Regions from separate parts of the Homo sapiens genome. Here region 1 is linked to region 2. Evidence: chromatin loops called from intact Hi-C (ENCODE). Cell type or tissue: Caco-2. All regions are shown on one strand. Region 1 overlaps KANK4 (KN motif and ankyrin repeat domains 4). Region 2 has its middle 19 kb from the start of L1TD1.

Evidence for each region. Hi-C counts contacts between places; a loop is a spot of excess contacts. Peaks named below come from ENCODE experiments on the same cell type or tissue, not always from the same donor. Only the 100,000 strongest peaks of a DNase experiment are listed, where the experiment ranks them.
Region 1: it touches region 2 in a loop (7-fold over the local background); 6 of 110 quality-filtered maps call a loop at or near these places.

What each region holds. Positions count from the first base shown.
Region 1 is chr1:62,286,920-62,289,419 of GRCh38, reverse strand. All of the region lies in intron 1 of KANK4 (KN motif and ankyrin repeat domains 4), which reads left to right. Among named protein-coding and RNA genes, the nearest start is that of KANK4, 31 kb to the left of the region's middle. In Caco-2, no CTCF peak of the experiment used is centred here; a DNase peak (open chromatin) is centred at 989; H3K4me3 peaks cover 292 bases.
Region 2 is chr1:62,174,642-62,177,141 of GRCh38, reverse strand. No RefSeq gene overlaps it. Among named protein-coding and RNA genes, the nearest start is that of L1TD1, 19 kb to the left of the region's middle. RefSeq lists an enhancer at 1-155. In Caco-2, a CTCF peak has its summit at 1,354 (motif pointing left); no DNase peak of the experiment used is centred here.

The sequences.
Region 1 (2,500 bases), 110 kb before region 2:
CTGAGGCTCTTTGAAAAAAACATTTTTCTAACTCATAAGAGAGTCTGCTGTACCATGGTTAAGAGCAGCATATTAGCATCAGAAAAACATGGATTCAAATCTTGGCTCTGATGGTCTCGATACCTGGGCAAGTGCTTTAGGCCTCTGCTTTGACTTTGGACAATAGAAGTAACAGTACGCAGGGGTGTCCAAGGGAGAGAATGCACTCACGGGTTCTTAATTTCTGTTTCTGGTTAGGCCAGTAAAGACCTTTCCTCATCCGTCTTTTCCACTTATCACTAGAGACAGAAACTAAAACCTATGTCTTCAGGCACTAAAAGCCTAAAACAAAACAAAACAGAACAACAACAAAATAAGGCGAGTTGGACAAGCTTGGCAGAGTTTTTTTGGGAATAGGATGCTGTTTGGATTGGACCAGAGTACCCGGCTCATTGTAGGGTATGGCATGTCAGGATTTATCTGACATCTTTTTTATTAATTTGTGAGGTTATACATTTCTCAAATATTAACCATTTGTATTTCTTCTTTGATGAATTGCCTGCTCATACCACTTCCTCATTTGGCAATTGGCAGTTTGATTTTACGGTATGTTTAAGTCACGGACCAAGAACATTTTGGAAGCATCCAAATGAAAAAAGAGATGTGGAGTGGGGGTCTTTTTCCTTGCAAGTCTAATGCCTTTTTTCCCTCCAAGGAGCATTTTTCATTGGTTAATGCAGCCTCCTCTCTCCCTACAACTGGCCCAGCTTCTTCCCTCAGAAAATTACATCTGCTTTGTAGAGTCAATCTTTAGAATAGCTGATTTCCCTCCTGGATGGCTGCACCCACAGGTCTCACATGCATAATTTCTTTCTCTGCCTATTTAAGTTGCATTCTGTGGGAATGACTGTGTCTGTGACCAGTCTGCTCAGAGAGGCTCTATTTGAGTGTGTGAATACCTAACAAGCGTGCCCTTCTCAGCCCTGTGCAGCCATACAGCCTACCAAAGCGCTGACCTTTCTGAGTAAAGTGCAAAAGCCTAAGGGATTGCTTAGATAAAAGGTGCATTCTTCAGATAGCTGAACCTCTTTTCCCCTCTGGCCTAGCCCCCATCTTGCTGGACTTGGACAGTTCACCTTTTTTTCCATCATGGGGCAGAAGGGACCTGGGCCATAGAAGTTGAGCATTTCTAAATTGCAAAAGGAGCCAAACCTCCCTCCAGTCCCGTGATTCTTGTCAGGAAAGTTCTTGTGGATAAACATGTTTGGTTCAGGAGATGGTCTGTGTGGCTTGGTAGGAGCATGAAGCTGGCTGCTGGTCTTAAACATACGTCTGAGTAAGGCATAGGGGTTGGGGATGCTGGTAACATGGAGGGCTTTTCTTCCATCTGCATCTTAGAGAAATGCTGCGTGCCTCCAGCTGTTCTCTAGCCAGTTTAGAAAGGATAGTCAATGATCATTTGAAGTGTATCAGAGAAGCAGTTTGCTCCGCAGTATATTTTTTCTATACCCTTAGAGTTCAAGGTATACTTTGGATTCTTTTTTTATTCTGATGATTGGTCTGCGTACTCAGCTAACTGGAAAAATACTTTTACCAGTTGAGAAAAGTGATGTTGGTATTCCATAGACTTGCCTACCACCACGTCATCCTGTGTACTTTGCAAAGTCTCCTAACCTCCATCTTGAGCAAGAGTCTCTAGAATCTTCCAAGAAAAGTAAGGAACTTGATCTAGGGCAATGGGAAGAACAGAGAACTTTACCCCAGGACACTCTGCTCTTGGATGACCCAAGAGAAACCACTTAGACTGTCTCTCATTTTCTTCACCTTTACAATGGGGAGATTCATCCCTGGTCTGGCTGCTTCAAGCATTGATGCAAGGATAAATGAGACACAGGACGGAAAGTGCTTTGCAAGTGTACCAGGCTCGATGCAGGCAGCGTTTCAGGGTGACACTCCTTGCCAGCATCAATTTCAGCATGGGTTAGACAGGAACCTGCTCTGGTCTTGGAAGGCACATCCAGACAGTCAGTATCAGTGAAGGTCAGGGCTACATGTGATGTGTCTTACTGTGAGGCTTCATTTCCCAGCACAGCCTCACTTGGTTAGAGCACCAGGAGGCGAAGGAACAAGGTCCCTCTAATCCTTTTACTGAGTCTGCATAAAGGAACCCAGACGCTTTCCTGGCCCCTCCTGGACCATCCCCGCTCCTTTCAGGTCCGGGAGCAGCACAGGGTTTGGAGAGTGTAGAGTCTGGTGCCTGCACCTCACACCTGTCTCTGCTCCTAAGAACTGCAGCAGCTTTGGGCTGTAGGAAGACCCTCCACTGTGCTTGCCCGGGACACTCTGAAACCTTGCTCCTCTGGCAGCTGCCTGCTCCCTGGCTCCTGCACCCCGCCTCTCGGAGTCTCTGGTCTGCGCTGCAGTTAGAAACCCTGCCTGGAAGTGGATCCACTGAACAGTAATTTGGTCGTCACAGCAGGTACTTCCTTGCTTTTTCATTCCTGCCAGAACTGGGTGTGTT
Region 2 (2,500 bases):
AGCACCACACCAGGCCTAAAATCTCTTATTTTAATGTTAATGCTGGTCAGTTGTGCCTGAATTCCAAAAGGAGAATGGTATAATGAGGCTTGTCTGATCCCCTCTTCCCATGATGGCCTGAACTGGTTTTTCAGGCTTGCTTTAGAATGGGGGTGGGGGTCTCCATTCAGTTGGTTGGGGGGCTTAGAATTTCATTTTGATTCACACAAAACTAACTCTCAGTGGAGGTCCCAACGTGGTGGGCTCTGCATCTAGCCCTCACTGATGCCAGGACTCAAACTAGGAGCAAAGGAAGAGAACCAGCAAGATGGGTTCAACAATCTAGGGAACCTGGTGCATCCCCGTCCACTAGCCCTGGGACTAGAGGTGATTTTTTTTTTTTTTTTTTGATGGAATCTCGCTCTGTCACCCAGGCTGGAATGCAGTGGCGCGATCTTGGCTCACTACAACCTCTGCCTCCTGGATTCAACTGATTCTCCTGCCTCCGCCTCCCGAGTAGCTGGGACTACAGGTGCGTGCCACCACACCTGGCTAATTTTTTTGTATTTTTAGTAGAGATGGGGTTTCACCGTGTTAGCCAGGATGGTATCTATCTCCTGACCTCATGATCTGCCCACCTTGGCCTCCCAAAGTGCTGGGATTACCAGAGTAAGCCACTGTACCCGGCTGGGACTAGAGGTCTTCTCTCACTTGCACCTGGGGATGGAGGCTAGTTGCTGTTTTTCCTAAATTAAGGCCTACCCTCTTATAATGGCTGGCCCTAACTCTGCAGCCAATATATTAAAAAAAAAAAAAAAGGCGGAGGGATTAATTAGAGCTTTTTTATTTTTTATTTTTTGACATGGAGTCTTGCTTTGTCACCCAGGCTGGAGTGTAGTGGCACAATCTCAGCTCACTGCAACCTCCACCTCCCAGTTTCATTCCTGCCTCAGTCTCCTGAGTAGCTGGGATTACAGGCACCTGCCAACATGCCCGGCTAATTTTTGTACTTTTAGTAGAGACGGAGTTTCACCATGTTGGCCAGGCTGGTCTTGAACTCCTGACCTCCTGATCCGCCCACCTCAGCCTCCCAAAGTGCTGAGACTACAGGCGTGAGCCACCGCACCTGATGCTTAGAGCTTTCTTTTTGGGAGTGTAGTACTCTTCTAGCCTTGTGGACATGTCCTAATTTGCTATGCTTTCTGGAGAGAAGGGTGGCATCTATGGAGATGGGATGCCTATTCCCACCTGTTATAAGTCTTTCTCATTTCTCACTTGCCATCATAATTTCTGGGGAGCCCTCTTCTGACTTAAGTAATGAGATCAAGCAATTTCTTTTGAACAAGATTTCCATCTTTCTAGCCAGGCAGGAGCCAGGTAAATGGAAAACCTGCGCCATCTTCTGGCTAAGATGTGAGTAGCTTTCTGAAGAGTCATTGTTCTTTAATATTAGATACAGGTTTTCCTCTGCTTTTCTAGCTGTTAAATTGGAGGTTCTTCAAAGAACTTTAGAGTATGTACGCCTGTGCGTGTTCAGTGACGAATCAGGGAAGAAACTAGGTTGAAATACAGACTCTGATTTGTACATGTATACCTGCAGCGATCCAGGGTTCTGATGTAAACTGTTCATGGGCCACACTCTGAGAAACAGTAAAAATGTTGCAGTGAAGGCCAAAACTTCATTTCATTAAAGGGAAAATCTGATCACAAAACTCTCCAGATTAAAACAGCTCAGTTGTCCAGGTGGGGTAGCTCATGCCCATACTCCCAGCACTTTGAGAGCCCAAGGCAGGAGGATCACTTGAGGCCAGTAGTTTGAGACCAGCCTGGGTAACATAGTGAGACCCCATCTCTACAATAAATAAGTTAGTTGGGCATAGTGGCATGCCTGTAGTCCCAGCTACTAGGGACACTGAAATAGGAGGATTACTTGAACTCAGGAGGTGAAAGCTGCAGTGAGACGTGATCGTATCACTGCACTGTGGCCTGGGCAACAGAGAGAAACCCTGTCTCAAAAAAAAAAACAAAACAAAAAAACACAAGATCAGTGACTGCATAATGCTGAAAGGATAAATTCCACACTCCGTCAAGTGGCTTAGAGGGCCCTTCCTGAGCGGGACCCTGCCTGTCTGCCTGGTTGCCTGTCTTTCCACTTCTCTCGTCTTATGTTCCAGTCATACTTGATCCAGGAGTTTTTGGAATTCACTATTCTGGCATCCCACTTTGAAATGTTGCTGCTCTCCCTGGCCACCGTGCCATAGTACTCCTCATTGTTCCTTCACCTGACCACCTGGCTAACTCTTACTGTTCTGCAGCCTCTGCAGGTGGTTTTCCTGACCCTTCTTGTACCTCTCATGTCTTTTTTTTTTTTTTTTTTTTTTTTTCCCCGACATGGAGTCTTGCTTTGTTGTGTAGGCTGCAGTGTAGTGGCGGGATCTTGGCTCATTGCAACCTCCGCCTCCTGGGTTCAAGCGATTCTCCTGCCTCAGCCTCCCTAGTAGTTGGGATTACAGGCACCCAC